Linked DNA regions of Homo sapiens: regions 1, 3 and 4 are each linked to region 2. A link is a loop called in an ENCODE intact Hi-C map of the cell type or tissue named here. Cell type or tissue: PC-9. All regions are shown on one strand. Region 1 holds the start of LOC124904923 (a long non-coding RNA gene). Region 2 has its middle 64 kb from the start of LINC00494. Region 3 overlaps LOC105372639 (a long non-coding RNA gene). Region 4 has its middle 14 kb from the start of LINC00494.

Region 1 (5,000 bases), 230 kb before region 2:
TATTATATTTTAATTAATAGTGTTTCCAAGGCATGACTTGGAAAGAGAAGCTTTAGTCCACTCATAACCCCAGGCAGTGCTCTCTCTATATGCTGCCATGCAGGGTACTAAGAAAAATATACAAGCAAAGTTATGTAATAAAATCTCTAGGAAACTGTTTTGCTGCTGCTTATAGGGGACCTACATTCCAATTAGAAAGTGTGACACTCTGCAAATTCAGCTTCAAGACCAGTATCCTAACCTTTCTCCCGATCCCATATCAGTCAGGAAAGACTGGGCAATGCTCTAATAACAAATAACCCCCAAATTGCAGCCAAATTGCAGAAATCACGGCAACATTTCTTTCTCTTTTTCACAAAAAAGCAATTGCGGGTCCAGATGACTCTCGTGGGCAGCATCCTCCATGTGGACTCAGCCATCCAGGTGGCCTCTATCCTGCAGTGTCCACCTCACAGCTCTGGCACCATCATGGTGCAGGTAAGGGAGCCCCAGAAACGCTTCACTCTGAAGTGAAACCTTCATCTTCTTCCATCCACAACAGTTGCCTAGAACATGCCCCATGACCCCACCTAACTTCAAGGGGAGGGGAGGTGATATGGTTTGGATGTGTCCCCACCCAAATCTCACCTTGAATTGTAATAATCCCCAAGTGTCAAGGGCGGGCCAGGTGGAGAGAATTAAGTCATCGGGGCAGTTTCCCTCACACTGTTCTCATGGTAGTGAATATGTCTCATGAGATCTGATGGTTTTATAAAGGGGAGTTCCCCTGCACAAGCTTTCTTGCCTGCCGCCATGTAAGATGTGACTTTGCCCCTCATTCACCTTCCGCCACAATTGTGAGGCCTCCCCAGTCATGTGGAACTGTGAGTCCATTAAACCTCTTTCCTTTATAAATTACCCAGTCTCAGGTATGTCTTTATTAGCAGCGTGAGAACAGACTAATACAGGAGGTGTTCTGTTCCCAGAAGGAGGGGAGGAGCAGATATGCATGAGTACTCTATGTTCCCATCATTCCTCCTTCCAGAACATTGCCACATCTGAGACCCTCCTGTAAAAAATTCTGGAGCCACTAATGCTTTCGCAGTATGGAACAAACATATTTTCCAGAAGAAATCAGCCAGTTTTTTTTCCTTTCCTTTTACATAATGCAGTGCCAATGTCCTCTTACCTGGAACAGTGCCTGGCACACAGCAAGCATCGTAACTATTTGTTGAATAATTAGTGAATACATGACTGGCCGAATGAGTGAGGGCCATGCAGTGCCTCTCCCATTATGTCAGGACTCTTCTTGGAATGCTGACTGTGTTTTGTAGAGTGCAGCCCTAGGAAGATGGGAGACCCAGGAACTGGCCCTGTCTCTGCTGATAGCTCCGTCAGCTTGAATGAGGTCTAAGCCCCACGGACACTCTGCATAAAGAAGCATGCATGTTGTGTAGGTAACGGGGTTGGAACTGTTGTGGTCATTGCTTCATGAGGGAAACTAGATAGGGATAGCACCAGGGATGGCAGGCTGGAGCCTGGGGAGGGCGGATCACAGAGAAGCTCTGTGACGTCGTCTGGGGTTAGGAACCCATGAAAAGACTGAACTTCCTATTAGGCAGGGAGAAAATGGGGAGGGTCTGGCTTGATGTCTCTTGGAGAAATCTGGATTACACAAATATGTGAGGCCAGGAAACCAACAAGGAAAACATGACCTGTCTTTGCTGATAATGATTGTCCTATCTGCATAAACTCACAAGGATGGAATAAGAATAAAACCAACAACACACTTCCGCCAAGACTTGACAGTTTGCAAAGCATTTTAAAATACAAAGCCAACTCTGTTAATGGTAACTTGGATAGATGTTCCAGCTTCAGTCCAAATATCTTACAGATATTTACTTTAGTCCTCATAGCATGACTATCTTTATTTCACAATGAGGAAACTGAGCTAAGTATTTTACCCGAGGTTTTACAGTTAGTAGCCAAGACAGGATTCGAACCCAGGTATCTGGCTCTAGAAGCCACACACTGAACTCTGCATCCAGCAGCCTCTGCAGAAAACACAATAAAACTCTTCTGATGATGCCAGTGGCTGGAATTCCACCACTTATACAGAACAATAGGGCTGGAGTTGCTCTGAGAGAATCATGTCTATTTCGAGGAAGTTGAGGAAAAATATACCTAAATTTTGTTTTGGTGTAGTCTAATCCTACAGTATAAAGAACTTTTGTATTGCATTTGAATTCTTTTATTTATTCTTTCATGAGCAAAAACTTTTTGCACACTTACTGTGTTCCAGGTTCTGTTCTAAGCTTGTGCAGTGCATGCTACCTCATGCAACCTTTGCAACAACTCTCCCTGCTAGGGGGCCACTCTTTCCTAAAGCAGGCAGGGGCCCAGAACAGGCTGTTCCAGGCCTCCTCTATGCCTTATTATCACAGAGAGAGCATAGAATATTCCTCAAGCAACAAGAAAGAGCAAGGAAATACATGTTCAATGCAGACATCCACGTTTGTGTCATCTCAGAGGAAGGAACAGGATCACCCGTTCCCTCCAAGGGAAAATATACCCTTTTCTTTGCTTTTATTGGTTTTAAGGCCTGGGACAGTAGTTCTCCACCTTCTTGGGTCACATTGCCTTTCACTCTGCCAGATTCTGTTTCCTTTCTGTGACACGAGGATAGAAATAACACGCATGGCAATGGATTGGGGTGGTATTCCAACGAAATAATGTAACGATGGCCCTTTGTGAAGTGGAATTCATACATTCATTCACTCATGCATTCAACACATTTACTGAGGGCCTATTATGTGCCAAGCTCCTCTTGAAGTCTCTGAGGCCTGAAGAGTGAAGACAGAATAGATGCTAAAGGCAGATTTCTGGAACAAACTGCCTGGGGTCAAATACTAGCCTCATTACTCACTAACTATGGGAAAGTTAAGTATAAAACCTGACTCAAAGGGTTAGTGTCAAGTTTAAAGAAGTTAATATCTGTAAAACATTTAAAATAGTTCCTGGCATAGAGTAAGTTCCAGAAATCCTTTGATAATAAAAAAATATTTTTGAAAAGAACAACTAAGAAAAATTACATTCAGTATTTCTACCTAAGGAGATATGGCTGTATATTTTACCTTAAAAATATCAGAGATGTTAAAATAATAGAACAATAAATAGAATAATAAACATCTGTATAACTTTTTAAAAAGATTTAAAGCCCACATTTTGTGTTTTTTTTTTTTTTTTTTTTTTTTTTTATGGAAACAGAGTCTTGCTCTGTCACCCAGGCTGGAGTGCAGTGGCGCCATCTCGCTCCACCTCCCAGGTTCATGCCATTCTCCTGCCTCAGCCTCCAGAGTAGCTGGGACTACAGGTGCACGCCACCAAGCCCAGTAAAGCCCACATTTTCTAAATGTGAAATAAAATTTTAATTCTTAATCATTAGCCATCAAGAACACACAGATATCTAGAATGCCCTAACTTATTAATGTCTTAATGTATTAGTTCAAGTCTCAAAAGCTTAAAGCAATAAAATGTATTACCTGCTGAAGTAAACCCTCATATACCTGTGATAGCAGTTCCTCCACCATCAAGAATCTGGAAAAAGGAGGAAAGCCTAGAAAACAACAACAACAACAAAACACTGCTTCTTAAAGATATCAACCCCAAAGTGACACCTATCACTTCCTCTTTCATGTCACTGGCCACCCCCACCTTCACTGAGAAGAAAAAGGTTAATTCGACTACACACCTGACTTCACTGTTTGATCATCTGATTGTGGACAAGTCACTTAATTTGACTGTATTTCAGTTTCCTTGTTTGTTAAATGAAAACAGAAACAGTGCTTTGCTCATGGCATTGTCATGAGACTTAAATCATACACAAAAATGTTAGCTATAATGACAATGTGATCTACCCACAGAAAATATAAAGTATTATTTGTGTGTGCATGTCTGTTTAATGTGAGTAGTATCAGACTACATTTCCAATGCCGATAAAAATGTGTGATCTGACTGAAACAATAACCTCGCATTTTATTTCAAACTTACACACTTACACAATACATCCATACATGCGAGTCACCATTGCGTTTCGTTCCCATGAAAACTTGGATTGCGTCAGAGTTTTATTGCTTTTGACCCAATGCCACTTAATGATTGAAAAAAAATGGTGGGTTCATGTTTGGTATTTCCTGATGCGGGCAAGGGAGCAGGGCTGCTCTCAGCAGGCGGTTCTTACCCACGTGCTCACTGGCCCTCCGCAAGCTGATGTCCAAGACGACAGACACATGGTTTAGGGAGCTCAGATGCTTGAACTGTGACGCAGCTGGAAACCCAATCAGGACATCGGAGAAGAAAGCAGAGTGAGGTGGGGTCAGAAGGGGGCACGTGGGACATTCCCAGGAGTTGGAACTGAAGAGGGGTGAAAGGGAGGGATGTGGGCAAAGTCAAGCTCTGGAAGCAGAGGCTCAGGGGGTACCCTGTGTTTGTGGTTGGGGACAGAGATGGGGCAATGAGGCCCAGCACCCAAAGGCCAACAGGGCTAAGGTGTGCAATGACTTCAGGTTGACTCTGGAGGCTGATGAGTTGTTTGTCTGGATGGACGTGTGGTTGGCAGATGTCTTGTGCCTGCCCAGCCTTCACCCCACACTTCTGGGGCCATGCTCTGAGCTTGCTCAGGGAACCATGGCTTTGCTGGTCTCAGCACAGCTCCAGAAATGATCATGTGGCTCCGGTTTGACCAATGAGGCGCCACATCCCTCTGGCCACAATGATTGGCTCAGGAATGGCATGTGACCCAGTCAGACCCAATCAAAGCTCACCCTGGGCCTTGCTAGGGGAGGAAGGATGGAAGGTGTAAGACTCCACCTTCAGAGCCCCCTGGGTGGGGGTCACATGTGCCTCAGGGTGATGTCAAGAAGGTTGTGCTGAGATGGAGAGAAAAAGAGTCATAGTCCCTGGATTTGGATATGCTCAAAGCCAGCTTGTCATTGGCCTTTTCTTGGCATGAGGCAATACAT
Region 2 (5,000 bases):
ATTTGAGCACTCATGGATTTTGGTATCCAAGCGAGGTCCTGGAACCAATCCCCCATGGATACTGAGGGACAACTGCATATACACACACACACACACACACACACACACACTCTCTCTCTCTCTCTCTCTCTCTGTCTCTCTCTCCCTGTCTCATATATATTCAGAGACCACAGGAGCAGAAGAGCATTCACCAGCTATGTTTGACTTTAGCATCCAGGCCTTCCAACCGTGCAGACACTCTTTCCATGTGCGGTTGGACTCCAGCTCCAGGGACCACTGGGAACTCTCTGTGAACAGTTCTGTGGTCTACATTACATCTCACATAAAATGCAGCGATTTCACAGGCTGCAGCCCCACCAAAACAGTCTCATAAATGGTTTTTTAAGCTTCCATTCAGCATATAATGCGGTCTCATCCATTTCATTAATCTTGGTTACATTCACATTTTACAGTTTTGTTTTTCTGGCTAAGACCATTGAATTTTTTTTTTTTTTTTTTTTTTTTTTTTTTTTTTTTTTTTTTAGATTTCTCCATTTCTAATACGGAAATTTGGATTTCTGCTCAGAGATCATCGTTCACCAAGAATCTGAATTTTTAATCAATTTCTTATCTATTTGAACACAACATGGATGAGAGACATGTCCAAACCTTTCTGGGTTGCAAATACTGAGTGGGAGGCCAGCCTTCATCACCAGGCGAGAGGTCTTGTTCCACCCCCGAGCTTGACCGCATGGGAATCAAATTCATGACTCAGCCAAGCTTGGCATGGCTGCATGTGATGGGGTATGGTGGCCATCAGTGCTATTTGCTAAATATGTAAGGGCTTCCTTCCTGCCTTTTGGTAGAATTGCACTTCCCTGCCACCTTGCCGTTTGGTGCAGTCATGTGACTGGTGTTGTCTAAGACATGTGAGTGGAAGCAGCGTGTATCATTTTTGAGCCAATGTTCATTAAACCACTTTAGCTTCCACCTGTCATGGTGATTTTCTAGAAATGTGTCAAGATGAAGGCTGGGGCCCTGAGCAAATACAATGTGCAGACACCACTGTATTCACAGAAGGGAAACATAGCATTTGAGAGAATTAGCTGTTTCTTATTTTAAGCTGCTGAGATTTGGGGATCTTTTAACTGCCCATAAGCCATCCCAATTAACACACAGAGTCATTTACAAATCATTAAAGCCTCTGATGTTAAATCTGTGAATTGAAATGTTCTACAATGTGCAAATCACTTTGGTAACTTTTTTTTTTTTCATCTAGAAAAACTCAGTCCTTCGTCAGCTCTGAATTGTGGTGGTAAACTCCTGGGTTCTATCTGAAGTCAAATACCAAGGAGAAGGTGCAAGCTTCGCCTTCTGGAATAAATTCAGTGAACTGCCAAGCTTCCATTCTCTCTCCTTGGTACTTGACTTCAGACAGGACCCGGGAGTTTACCACCACGATGTTTCCTGCTGCCTGCTGTAGCCCTCTGAGCCCTGGGTCTGTGCTCACTATGCTGATCCTGGCGACCATGACCTCAGTGACATTTCTCAAAAATCCCATTTTCTGCTTTGACCTAGGGTCAGAGACACACTCAATAAGCAAGCCTGGTGTCCATCAAACGTTGCTTTAAATAAGAACATAAACTTAAAGGTCTTTACAAGAGAAATGGCATGTGCAGCTAATGGAGACCAGAGAAAGAGTTATTAGTCCAGGAAATCAGGAAAACTGATTAGCAAGACGAAAGGACATGGCCTGAAATCCAACTAAGCAGTGACAGATGCAGATATTATTCTGCAGGTGTTAGTTCATCCTGCTTAAATAGCAAGGCCTGAAGGCTGGTGGGATCCTTCACTCCTTTACGTTGACAACAACAACAAAAAAACACCAAAACTCAAATTTAGATAATCATCAATTGCAGAACAATTAAAAATTATCTTTGTAACCAGAAAACTATTTTTCTCTCCCTGCATGTAATTGTCTGCCCTTTGTCTGAGGCCTTAACAGATCAGAGGTCAAGCATTCTTAAGCTTTGAGTGGAACCAGAGCACTCAATCCAGCATCAAAGTCCTGAATGAGGTCGGCTCCTCCTGGAAAATTTTTGAAAGTACACGTCATCGCATTCCGATGATTCTGGCCTTAAATTTTCCTTCCATTTCTTAGCTGAAGGCCTAATTGAAAACAGCCAAAGCTAGTTGGGTGCTCTGTCTTAAAGGTAAAGAAGGACACCTTCAGGAGAAAGGAGGGAAGAGAGCTGATAGCTTGATGACTCTTCTTGCTGAACCAGCTGAATCTAAGGACTGAGTAGTAACCGGCCACACAGTATAATTTTAGGGACCCTCTAAGTACCACTGGACTGCTGTGTGCCTTCAATACTACCATTATTGCTCCTTTCAGGTGAAGGCACTGAATACTCCTTTTAAAGTAAAAACATCATATAATTGGAAGATTTAATCAGTCAGCACTCTTGGTTGCATGCAACAGAAAACGAGTTAAATAGCTTTAAATGAAAGAATTTTATTACATCAGGTGACTAAAATGTGCCAGGAATGCCTTGTTCGTTGCAGGCACAGCTGGATCTAGAGGCTGCAATGATGTCATCAGGTCCGGACGAGTGTCTCCTGGCCTCTTGGCTCTTCTTTTTCCCTCTCAGGACCATTCTTAGAGAGTATCTCCTGTCATGGCTGAGGACAGATTCAGCCCGGCAGAAAAGAGCCTCTGCTGCTCTCAGAAGCCACAATAAAAGGCCTGTTGCATCTCATTGGCCCCAAGTGTGTCACATGCACCCAGGCACTGGAACATTCATGGCAGCTTTGTTTGTCTGTGATCATGAAAAACACAGAGCCAGCCCGGATGTCCACCAGCTGGAGCTCATGGCGTGGAGTACTCTACAGAGGTTAAAATAAACTGGAAAAGTGGTCATACATGAAAATGCAGTGAAAGTGAAATACACGAGCATAGTAAACCTAAAGTTCAGGTGTGATTCTCAGAGGGAGGGAGGCAAACATGATGGTGGAGAGTTACACTAGAAGCTTCCACTGTGCTTGTAAAGTTTGATATCCTTTGTGAAATGGTTTGTTGCAGAATAGTTTTCTATGCACCTAAAATGCTTTTGAAAATTCAAGCCACAAATACCCAACCCACACTCAGCGTATCATCTTTGCCCTGAAATGATGTCTGTCCCACGTGAGTCTGTGCATCTTGTTAGATAACCTCAGAAACATGAGAACACTCGACTCGTTCTCCTTAGCAGCAGGCTCCTGCTAGCTCCGTTCTCCTGGATCCCTTTGGATTTGTCTTGCTGGGTTGTTGGGGAGTGGAGACGCCCTCCTCCCTGAAGCGTTTCCTCACATGGTGATTTGTCTATTGTGCATCAGTCAGGATCCCGGGAGGACCTGCAGGTGCAGCCACCTCCCCACAGGGACAGAACCAGATCCAGCTGCCGAGAACCAGGAGACCCAATGTCAGGTGCAATTCTGTGCTGGGATCTGAGTGGAACCACAGGTCTGTGCAGCAGGAGGTGAGAAGCTCATGACTACAGAGAGAGGCATGGCTGGGGACCCAGTGCCTCTGCCCCATCTCCATCTCTGCACCTCGGGGCAGCAGAACACTCCAGGCCTCTCTCACAGTGACCAGCATGGAGCAAGGCTGCCCATCTCCCCACCAGCCTGCCCTGAGTATGAAACTCCAGCATTGGAGATTCCTTCCTTTTTGGTTTTCCTTCTTTCCCTTTTATAACTGAGCAACTTCTAGGCAGGATGGCTGAATGAGCCATACCAGTCCACCTTCAGCAGGGGCTTCTGGCTGGCTGATGGAGGCATGTCTCTGGGGAACAGCAGAGCTCAGGGTAGGGACAGAACAGGGAGAGCTGGGAGGAAGGAGAAAGGCCCTGCAGCAGACGCTGCAGAAGCTTTCCATCCTCCTTGCCTTAACCTGGGGCTCACCCAAGTCTATACTCGTGGTGAGGGCAGGGGGAAAATTGCTTTTTCTTAAAGTCAGTCATTGATGACACCTCCTATCACTGAGTATTCTTGGGGCAGGCCTGCCCCAACCAGCTAGACCAATGGTTCCTACGGAATTTTTAAGGTGGACAGAAGGTTCCTCTGGGGACGTTAGTCAGAGCTGGGTGTCTAATGGAGCCCTCACCGCCAGTTCAGCCAGAGCAGCTTGTTTTTGATCTGTTTGACAAATAGAACTTTTCCATAAGGTTCCATTTGAATGAAGTCTTCACACCTAAACATTTGAGAATGGCTGCTTCAGTCTAAGCTGGGATCATCTGGTTTCAAAACCGTCAAAGAAATTTCAGCAGGAAAATTTGGTCAAATAGTATTGCCCTGGGCAGGCTTGTATGCCCACCCACTTTAGCCATGGGCATTAGTTATCTATTGCTAGATAGCAAGCAACCCCACATTTTAGTGGCTCAAAGAAACATGTATTTGTCATCTAGCAGTTTCGTGGTTCAGGAAACTGGATGTGGCTTGGCTGAGTTCTCTAGCTCTCAAGGCTGCAAACAGTATCAGCTGGGGCTGTGGTTTCATCCTAAGACTCACCTGGGGCTGGAGGACCTGCTTTTGAACTTATTCAAGTGGTCTTTGGCAGGATTTAGTTCCTCAAGACAGCGGACCTGAGGCCTTTGGTTCTTTGTGGCTGTTGGCTGGAGGCCTCCCTTGATTCTCACCCCATGGGGAGCTCAGCACTTGGCATCTGGCTCCCCCAGAGCAAGCCGGTGATGGGGAGAATAAGACATTACATCAGTCTTTTTTCTACCCTAATTTCGAAAGTAGCACCCCATCATTTTTCCCATATTCTATTTGTTTGAAGCAAGTCCCTAGGTCTAGCCCACATTCAACGAGAAGGGATCACACAAGGGCACAGATACCAGGAAGTGGGGACCATTGGGAGCCCTTTTTAAAATCTGCTCCCCACACTGTCTCTGGCTACATTTTAGATAGTTGTTAGACTAAACTGTGAATAATTGACAGACTGCAATTTCTTCTATTTCCCTATTTTAGAGGTATCTCTC
Region 3 (5,000 bases), 240 kb before region 2:
GTGTTGATTGGCCTCTCCGCCACCAAAATCACGATGCAAAACAGCTGCATTACCCTCACAATTTCTTCATGTGGCCCCTTGGTAGGCAATCTTCTCTCCCCAGCTGTTGGCAACCACTAATCTGATCCCTAATCCCTATAGTTTTCATTTCGAAAATGTCATTATAAATGGAGTCATAAGTCTGTGACTTGTTAAACTTGATTTTCTTTCTTTTTTACAAACATTATTTATTATTTATTAGTTTTATTTTCTAGCTTTTCTTGCTTAGCATAATGTCTGTGAGATTCATTCAGGTCATGGTGTGTATCTTAGTGTGTTTATTTTTGTTGTTGAATAATAGCTCATAATATAGATACACCACAGTTCTGTTTGTTTTTTTATTCATTCACTAATTGATGGAGGTTTGGGCTGTTTCCACTTCTTGGCTATTATGAATAATGCTGCTGTAACATTCATAGACACATATTTATTTGGACATATGTTTTTATTTCTCTTGGCTTGAAATGGCAGGATAGGGGGTGGTCTCCTGGAAAATATATGGGGAATATTTTGTTACTAAAAATAATGTTTGTGTGTGTGTGTGTGTGTATGTGGGCCAAAATCAACACTTGTCTACTACACTGAGCCAAGTTTTTTTTTTAAATAAAATGAAATTGATTTTGGTGTTTTATACTTGCAGTTTGCCAACCTTTTTACATATCTTCACAGCTCATTACTTTTTTTGAGACAGGGTCTTGCTCTGTCGCCCAGGCTGTAGTGCAGTGGTGCAATCAGGGCTCACTGCAGATTCAACCTCTTGGGCTCAGGTAATTCTCCTGCCTCAGCCTCCTGAGTAGTTGGAACTACAGGCAGGCACTACCACGCCCAGCTAATTTTTGTATTATTTTGTAGAGATGAGGTTTTGCCATGTTATCCAGGCTGGACTTGAACTCCTGGGCTCAAGTGGTCAATCCACCTTGACCTCTCCAAAATGCTGGGATTACAGGTGTGAGCCACCACACCCAGCCCACATCTCATCCTTTATAGGAATAAAAGCAGCTGGAGCCTTTTGATTTCGGTAGCTGTGGGTGCAACATGTTGTCCAGCCTCTTGTTACAACATACTTTTCTCCTCTCACTTCTTAATAGATTTAAGATACTCACAATGGAGGTGACAATAATTATTGAGCTCAGGTAATCCCAAATAGCATCACCACCCAAGTCCCACAGGTTCACTCCCACCTGTCACCAGACTACAGTTGACCCTTGAACAATGTGGGCATTAGGGGCATGGATGACCCCCACACAGTCAATCTGTGTAGAACTCTGACTTCCCCCAGACTAAACTATTAATAGCCTCCTGCTGACCAGAAGCTTGACTGATGACATGTACAATTGATTAACACATATTTTGTATGTTATATGTATTATATACTATATTCTTACAATAAAGTAAGCTGGAGAAAAAATGTTATGAAGAAAATCATAAGAAAGAGAAAATATATTTACTATTCATTAAGTGGAGGTGGATCATTATGAAGGTCTCCATCCTTGTCATCTTCATGTTGAGTAGGCTGAGGAACAGGAGGAAGAGGTGGAGCTGTTTCAGGGGTGGCAGAAGTGGAAGAACTGTGTATAATTGGAGCCATGCAGTTAAAATCTGTGTTGTTTAAGGATCAACTTTATTTCTGTTTCTGAGTTGAATCTCCTTTGACATAACCATTAAAGCGTTTTTCTCCAATGTCTGCACTTTTAAATTCTCCTTTCTTTTTCATCAGATTCAGTATTGGAGCAGCAATTCCTGATGTGCTGAAGTCAACAGCTATCTCATCTAACAATTCTGTTTCTTTTGCCTGGAGGAAGTTGAGAACTGATAATCTTTGGGATGTAGGTTTAGAAGAAGTCATGAGCCTCTAATGTGTCCAGATATGGGATATTGTGGTGGAAGATGTTGAGCATATCAATCAGGATGGACAAGGTTAGGTTGCAGTAACAAATAAGACCCAAATCTCTAGGGCCAAACACAACAAATGTTTTAAAACCCACTTACACTTTATATCCAATGTGGGTTCTTTGTGGAGGGCTCCCTTCATCATAGTCATTCCGTGATCCAGTCTGCTGGAGGCTGTACCGTCTCAATGCATGCTCCCAAGACTACCACAGCATAAAAACAGCATAGCCAATCACACTGCAGTTCTTAAATGCTTCTCCTTAGAACTAGCACCTGTTAGCAGCTCAGTGGAACTTCCTGGTTGGATGTGCCAGGCAGGTGAGTGCCCTGGTTCCATGGAGAGGGCACAGAAGCTTCATGTTGTAGACCCTCTGAGACCTTGTGCTGTAAGTCTCTTCATTTGGCTGGTCCTGATCTGTATCCTGAATGATAAAATTGTAATCATAAGGAAATAGCACCTGTTGCTTTCTCTCAGATTTCAATGGCTGAGAGAGGTCACATGCCTATTCATGACTTTAAGGGGTTAGAGGAGGGTATGTGTCCTGTGGGCCTGGAAGAAGTAGGAGGCTAGGGTTATTTGTGAGTTCTAGCAATGTCTACCAAGAAGGAGAATGGGATGTGGACAGGCAAGAATTGACTTCAAAAACAACTTGACTCATGTCATGGTTCTCTCTCTGACTCTTTGAATCTCAGCACATTATTAGTTTCCATGTTAATGGATTGAGGTTGGGCTTTTTTTGTTTTCTGCAATGTCTCTTTATAATCTTATTTTTGCCTTACAAAGGCATTAGCATACATTTTCTGGGCTCCCAGCCAGATGAATCATTTTCTTTTCTGTTTCCCCATCTCCATAGTGCCCTGGTCTTTGCCAGAACCAAACAGTGGTCACAGCTAGGACCTGCACCGGGGGTCCTGAATCCACCTTGCCCGGTGCCCAGATGCCCCTCCTGCTCTCTGGATGGAGCCCACCCTCAACAAGCACTCCGGCAGGACCAGGTTCCATGAAGACAATGCCACTTGGAATCTGATAAGTAATATTTGGTACCAAGCCCAGATCAGCTTTTCATCACCCTAGACAAGAGATGTGTTTGGGACTCTTCAGTCTCCCCTGAAGCCCTCAGGCAGGTCTCTGTCATGCTGGGTGGGATTATGGTAACACTCTACCAGCAGCTCCCCACCTGCACCTCAGGCCAGGTTGGAGAGGGTGAAAAAGCAACATAAAAATGTCAGGTTCCTATTGGGGATTAGGAGACAGTCAACTCTAGCCAAGTTTTATTTTTCCATTCTAAAGGAAGAAGAAGAAAAAAACACAACCTAAATTATCCCATTTTCCTTAACACACCATAGATGCGTGAATTAGAAGAAAAAATTTGTTAAACACCCAAACAAAAAGAAACAATCTGGCCACCAGCCAGGATTACTTTGCCTGGAGCGTTTTCCATGACTCTAAGGCCAGCACACAAAAGGGTTTCTAAGATCCATTTCTGGTGAGAATAAAAGCTGAATCTGAAAAACAGATGCCCCCTGAAAGTAAGAAACAGAAGAAAATGCAATCTGTCAACTAGCCACAATTTATTCTATCAACTATCAAAAATTTAGTCTGACATATTTGCTGGGTAAAATAACCATGTTGACTGATTGTTCTCCTGAAAAAGACAGTTTGAATTCACCCAACTCCAGCTGAGACTCAAATAGTCATTTTCAACTATTTCCAAATATTAATATTTTCTGCAAAGAGAACCTTTTATAAAATCTCAATTTGTAAAACTGGCTAGAAACCCAGTTGCTCTGGTTGAAACTGGGGGTGGGTGCTCCATGTGATACATTAAATATATTACACCCCCTGAAACCCTCCCCTCAATCCAGGAGCCTCTCTCTCTCTCTCTCTCCTGCTCTCTCTCTGTCACTCAGGCCGGAGTGCAGTGGAGCGATCACAGCTCACTGCACCCTCAACCTCCAGGGCTCAGGTGATCCTCCCACCTCAGTCTCCTGAGTAGCTGGGACCACAGGTACACGCCACCATGTCTGGCTAATTTTTTGATTTCTTGTAAAGACAGTCTCACTATGTTGCCCAGGCTGGTCTCCAACTCCTGGAGTTAAGCAATCCTCCCACCTCAGCTTCCCAAAGTGCTAAGATTGCAGGTGTGAGCCACCACACCGGCCTGAACAAAATTCACATATTTTAAGAATCTTTGATGTAGACGGGGGACAGTTCTGCTAATTTAAAAACATCTAGAGTTTTGCATTGTCACAATAACTCATGGTGGGTGTCATTTCTAGAATTTAGTGTAAGGGTTCAGGGATGGTAATGTATGACACACAATCCTGTCCAAATGGCCAAGTAGCCCCCAGGAGAAAAAAACAAAATAAAACTGGACAGAAGGCTTTAGCTGTCTTTACGAGGCGGGAGCTAAGGGTCACCCCCAATGTGGCCCGCTACAGCCCCAGCCCCCTATCTCTGTCTTGCATGGTGCTTGCTTCTCTTCCTCTAGAGCCCAAATATACCAAATGCTTCTTGCTCAGCCTCCTTTGCATCCAGAAGCAGCCATGGGACCCAAACCTGACCAATGCAACGAGAGAGTCAATATTCTGAGGTGGGAAGAGTTCAAGGAAAAATTTTGTTTCGTAATGCAACGGAGGCACAAGAAGAAACTCTCCTTCCTGCCTTTGAAAATAATTGGTTGAGAACAACATGCTGGAACCGAAGCAGCCTTTCTGTGAGCATGAGGAGCCATGCTTAAGAACAAGTCAATCTGCTAAGGAAGGCAGAGCAGAGAGACAGATATGGTTGAGCTGCATTCTTCATCCCCTCTGTTATAGGGGACAATCTATATGATTCTTCAAGTCTGTTAATCAAGTCTTTGGTTGCTGACAGCCACACGCATTTTAATAGATATACTTTTCTCACTTCCATTCATCTGGAAGCAGAAAGAACAGCTCTGAGGGAATCTTCTTTGCAGACGCTGACACTTCGATTCTCACTGTGGTTTTTCTTGTTGACTTAGGGCCACATAAATCTTTCCCTCCTTCTTGGTACTTGATCTTCTGCCTCTGCCGCAGGCTTGTTATCT
Region 4 (5,000 bases), 78 kb after region 2:
TGTTTGATTTGGTGACCATATATCTCTTTAATTTAAAAAGGGATCATTCAGGACCAGTGAGGCCATGGTGGTGTTCATTGGAAAGAGCCCAGGGACCCAGGTGGCTCTTGGCTCCATCACCTAGAACCCCATGCCCTTGAACGAGTCCCTCTCCAGCTTTTGACACCAGTTGGCCAACCTCTAAAACAAAGAGGCCAGGCCAAATTATTTTGACTTGTCCTTGGAGCCCTGTGAGTCTGTCTCACCACGGAGTGACTTGGGAGTCTGGGTACCACCCACCCTGACTCCATGTCAAATACCGTGCACATCTCAAGCACAGTGCCTGGCTCAGCACAGGCAGCAGGAAAGCTGTGTGGGTGTGCATCAGGGTTGGTGGACACAGTAGACAGCCTTTGCTCTCCCAAGATGGGGGAGGTCCGGTACCATGACTTAGGGAACTGCTGGTTCCTAACCAACCCCCCCACCCACCCCGGACAGTAGTGCAGAAAGGATGCTTTCCTAATCAGCTAATTTTCACAAAATGTGGGATGCCCTGGTGGGATCCCGTGGTAGGAGAGTAGATGACTTCCAGGAGCACATAGAGGGGGCAGAGGCTGCGGGCTGACCCTTGATACCCCTCATCCCCTTCATTTAACATTAGAAATCCCAAAGTTTAGTTGCCTGGACCGGAACTGAATTTCCCATCCTGCCTTGCAGCTGGTGTGTACCTTCCCAGTGTACCCTTAAATGCATGAGTACGCCCCACTTACCCTTTTCCTCTTCCCTCCTGCCTGATGTGACTTGCACCTCCTTGGACCAGGTGGACAAGAAAAGCCTCCGTCAATGACAGAGCCCAAGATGGGCAGGTCGAGGATCAGCCCCGGGAGCCGCCCAACTAGCTCGCCCCTCGCCCCCGCCCCCCAGCCCCCACAATCCCCCGATGGCGAGGCTGTCATGTGGGAGAAAAGCAAACCTCTGGTTCATGAAATTGCAGGTATTTGGAGCCTCTGCACAAGCTAGTGAACTTGTATATCAATAAGTAGGGGGAGTACATTTTTTATTTCAATAGTTATTCACTTTAATGTGTATTAGAAAAAAAATTCCAACTTATTAATCAAACCTGTGATTTCATTATGGCGACAGAGGACGTTAAAGTAGGTAACACATTTTTTACTTTTACCATGAGTAAAAATGTGAGCCGGTTTAGTTTAAAAGAAAACGCCAGAAAACAGCATGGGCATGACAAGGGTTTGGCAACAATCACGATCATCCTGGAGTGACTGAAGCTCGTCCACTTGGGACAGGTGACCATGTGGGGGACTCTGGAGCAGCAAAGCAGTCAGGGTGAGGGGTCAGAGGCACCAAACTTCCTCTTAGAAAAACACGAGGGAACCGACGAACCCATGTCCAGGGAATGCTGAGGACGCTCTTGACTGTAGGGGGACCGAGCACAAAGCCCCCGTCGCCGCCCGGCGGACCCGAGCTCCTGGACTCAGCCTTGACCGACACTGACTCTGTTCCCACAGCGGCCGCTTTGTTCGTCTCCTTTGTGGACACTTAGCTCAGCGCCTGTGCTGCTCGGCTGTGACCTGACCTTCGAGGGTCACCTCCTGAATTCAATCGCTGTGACCTGTGCTGCGGACCCCGTCAGGAAGCTCCTGGTCTCCTCCAGTCCCTCCCCCGCCTCATTCGCACAAAAGGCCTCATTGTTCTGCAGGGTCTGATTCAGACCTGCCCTGGTTTCAGTTTCGGCAAACACCCAGCACTGGCTTTGGGTCAGGGGTCACTCTGGAGTGAACGGGGCGCCCTGAGCAACCCCACATCGCTGTGTGATCCCGGCTCATCCACAGGAAGCCCCGGCCCAGGGACCCAAATGGGTCCCAGAAGTGGACCAGATGCAGCGCCGACGGTGATGTGGGGACGCCGGCATCTCCAACAGTGGGAAAGAGGAAACTTTCTACTTTTCATTAAGCCCCGTCCTCTTCTCCCCCAGGGTTACGGGGACACAATGTCTTCACTGGCCATGTTGGAACGTTCTGGGGTGTGAAGGGAACGTCCCCAAGAGCAGTGACTTGACCTTCGCTTTGGCTGAGATTTGAAATTCTCTTCTTACCGATCTTTAAATCTGTACACGCAGGAGTCTGTTTTATATCCAGCCGTCCCTGTGACCTCGGGCGAGTTCCTTACCTTGTGTTTCCTCATCTGTAAAGTGGGAATAATGACCGCACGGCCTCGTGTGCTTGTCAGAACAAAATCAGACAATGCACGAAGACCCGTTGGCCCGGAAAGCTGCAGCTGGGCCCTGACGATGCCACGCTGTCCATCTGGGGAGGGGAAGTTCATTGCTAATTCGACTCAAAGGAGAAAAATGCATGTCCCCCTGAGCTGAAAGAAGGAACGAAGCCAAGTCCACCAGGCCACCGGGTCTCCTTAGGCTGAGGAAATGGACAAGGAGGGCAACATGGAAACTGCAGAGAGCAGCAAAGCCCTTCACTACTGCTGCCCGAACCCTGCAGCGGCTCCTACAGCCACCACAGGTCACTGGGCCAGAAGCAAGTTAGGGAACAGCCACATCACCATTCAGGGAAGCCGCTCCCAGGCGCTGATCCCCGGAATGGTGGATTTGCTAACAGCAGCCACACAGACACCTCACCTCACGCCAGGCTGCTGAGCTCAGCGGGGGGCACGATTGCCCAAGCAGGGGTGGGGCAGGGCAAGGCAGACCCAGTCACATGGTGGGAAAAGCCAAAAAAAACCTGCCTGATTTGGTAAAATGCCAGAACTGGGCATTTTAAAGTTAGTTTTTAAGGCGTAGCCATTTGTTGGGGGTTTTTTTGCCTTGTACTCTCCTGTCTCCCTCCTCGCCACACAATAAACTGTCTCCAAGGCAGCCGCCCTCCCGTTGCCAGGACGTGCGAGGCAGGGAGGTCAGGAGCTCTGCTGTGAGGGCGCCACCCGGCTTCCGGTTTGTGCATGAAAACCCGGCTCAGCTTTTCCGTTCCATGAAGACTGGGCTTCTCCAGGCTGCTCGGTAAATAATCACGGATTCCACTGGGAAGAGAAAACATCCCCACAGCCCCTTCTCCATTGTGCACCCAACCTCCAGGTGTTTTCAGTCTCTCAAAGAGCCCCGACGCCTGAAATTTAACAACTAAAACCTTATTTTTCATTTCCTGAGATTCTCTTGGTGGAATCAGGCAGCCTGGCAGTGCGCAGCACCTAGGGTGGCTCATGATGAAAAATCCAGAGGGGACTTTGCCTTCCTGCATGTCCTTTTGTCACCAGAACCCGGGGACCAGCAGGACCCAAAGCTCCCTGCGGGATCAGCTGGGTCTGGGAATCACTGTCCTGGGCCCATTTGGACTTTTCGGATGAGGCCGGTGTTTGGCCAGCACCTGGGCTGGGCAGGTGGGAAGGACAGAGGCGCTGATGGAGAGAGGGAGGGGAAGGGGATTCACAGCCGTCCTGGGAGCCCCACGGGTGCCTTTGGCCTCTGGCTCCTCTGCCTGCCCCTCAGGCTGGTTAAATTCCCCCCTGAAAGTTCCCCATTGGGCAAGTCCAGCAAGCCTGAGCCAGGCCTGTGATCTCAGGGTGGGTGGAGCTCTAGAAGGCCTGGCCCTCGCTCCTGGAGTCCACGTTCACCCTCAAGGCAGTGAACGGCACCCCACTGCGCATCTACTCACTAACCAGGCACGGGATGGTTTCCATGGTTCCTGTGTCTTAGACCAGCTCGCTCATGGTGACATGGGACACGCTGAGACCCCACCATGGTGCAGAGTGACATTAATGCATTAAATTAGCAGCCTCTGCAACACAAACACATTTGCATGTGGAGCCTGTGACGTTCTTTGGTAAAAGGAATCCTTACATGTTTGCAAACATTACACTCGCTGAGGAAGGGCCTCGGGCTCTGACAAATGATAAATGGGAAAATTAGACGCTTCAGGAAAATGCAAATATCATCCTTCGTAAGTCTGTCCGTTGGCAGGAAATTTAAAAAAAAAAAAAGGTTTCCCCAAAGCAGTGAGGCATTACTTCTCCTCTTTTAAATGCCAGGAAGAAGGGCTGTGATTCTTTTAGGCACTTGCATGGATCTTGATTTCTCTTCCACAGTCTCCCCAACGCCCTGGCAATGTGTAGGGGAGAAGCCTGTGATTTCAGCAGACTGTCCTCTAATTCAGCGTTTCTCAAGCTTTATTTCATAATCACCCCCTAAGGAATCTTTATAGGCAATTTTTTCTTACTTGCCCCCCTATGAATTTTAATACTACATAATTACTGCAGAATGGTTTATGCACTGTGTGGACATCTACATTTTTACATAAAGACAAAAATCTTTTCACCTCTGGGAGCCAGCTCTGGCCCCCATGGGAGCAGTATTCTCCGCTAAGAAGGCCTGCTCCCATTCCTTCTTTTGTTGATTTTGGGAGGAGGTGCAGGAGCTGCCTGGGGCCTTGGGGCAGAGCGATTCGGGAGAGGGGACAGAGAGGACAGAGTCCGGAGAGGGGAGGGGAGGGATGAGGCCGAGGAGCAGCCAGGAGCCCCGTGTGGCTGGGGCCAGGGGGAGTTGAGGGTAGAGGAGTGATGGGTGACTACAGGGCAGGGGCCGGGGGTGGGGGGCGGAGATGGATCATCTCAGGCCTTAGGGGACCCTGTGAGGACTTCAGCTTTTACTCTGAGGGAAGTGGGAGCCATTAGAGGGTTTCAGCAGAGACAGGACATGGTCTGGTTTATTTTTTAATGGATGATCTGTGTGAGGACAGGTTGGGGTTGTGGGGTCAGAGCTGGAGAAGGAGGCCAGCGGGGTCTACTGCAATGGTCCAAGCAGGAGATGATGGTGGCTTGGACCAGAGGGTAGCTGTGAGGGAGGTGGGAAGTGGCCGTATCCTTGATCTGTTTTGGAGGTAGAGCACTGGCACGGTTTGCTAAGAAGGGTATCACCCCAGAGCTGTCAAAGGCTCATCAGGTACCCCCTCTTTTACTGGTATTAACTTCTTATCCTCCCAATGAGGCTATGAGGC

Evidence for each region. Peaks named below come from ENCODE experiments on the same cell type or tissue, not always from the same donor. Only the 100,000 strongest peaks of a DNase experiment are listed, where the experiment ranks them.
Region 1: it touches region 2 in a loop (4-fold over the local background); 2 of 110 quality-filtered maps call a loop at or near these places.
Region 3: a loop joins it to region 2, with 14 times the contacts of the local background. A loop is called at or near these places in 2 of 110 quality-filtered maps.
Region 4: it touches region 2 in a loop (7-fold over the local background); 4 of 110 quality-filtered maps call a loop at or near these places.

What each region holds. Positions count from the first base shown.
Region 1 is chr20:48,062,293-48,067,292 of GRCh38, forward strand. It overlaps LOC105372639 (a long non-coding RNA gene), which reads left to right. Exons shown (of 3, transcript XR_936800.3): 2 at 364-477; 3 at 1,314-3,999. LOC124904923 (a long non-coding RNA gene) reads right to left here and starts at 3,595. Exons shown (of 3, transcript XR_007067632.1): 1 at 3,522-3,595. RefSeq lists an enhancer at 1,034-1,203. In PC-9, no CTCF peak of the experiment used is centred here; DNase peaks (open chromatin) are centred at 2,879, 3,779 and 4,089; H3K27ac peaks cover 3,302 bases.
Region 2 is chr20:48,293,593-48,298,592 of GRCh38, forward strand. No RefSeq gene overlaps it. Among named protein-coding and RNA genes, the nearest start is that of LINC00494, 64 kb to the right of the region's middle. RefSeq lists enhancers at 1,056-1,801, 1,802-2,545, 2,546-3,290. In PC-9, CTCF peaks have their summits at 2,238 and 2,438; DNase peaks (open chromatin) are centred at 2,059 and 2,499; H3K27ac peaks cover 2,754 bases.
Region 3 is chr20:48,049,294-48,054,293 of GRCh38, forward strand. All of the region lies in intron 1 of LOC105372639 (a long non-coding RNA gene), which reads left to right. Among named protein-coding and RNA genes, the nearest start is that of LINC01522, 62 kb to the left of the region's middle. In PC-9, no CTCF peak of the experiment used is centred here; DNase peaks (open chromatin) are centred at 2,708 and 3,338; H3K27ac peaks cover 2,341 bases.
Region 4 is chr20:48,371,603-48,376,602 of GRCh38, forward strand. No RefSeq gene overlaps it. Among named protein-coding and RNA genes, the nearest start is that of LINC00494, 14 kb to the left of the region's middle. In PC-9, CTCF peaks have their summits at 2,958 and 3,168; DNase peaks (open chromatin) are centred at 1,659, 2,689, 2,759, 3,609 and 1 weaker place; H3K4me3 peaks cover 2,821 bases; H3K27ac peaks cover 4,060 bases.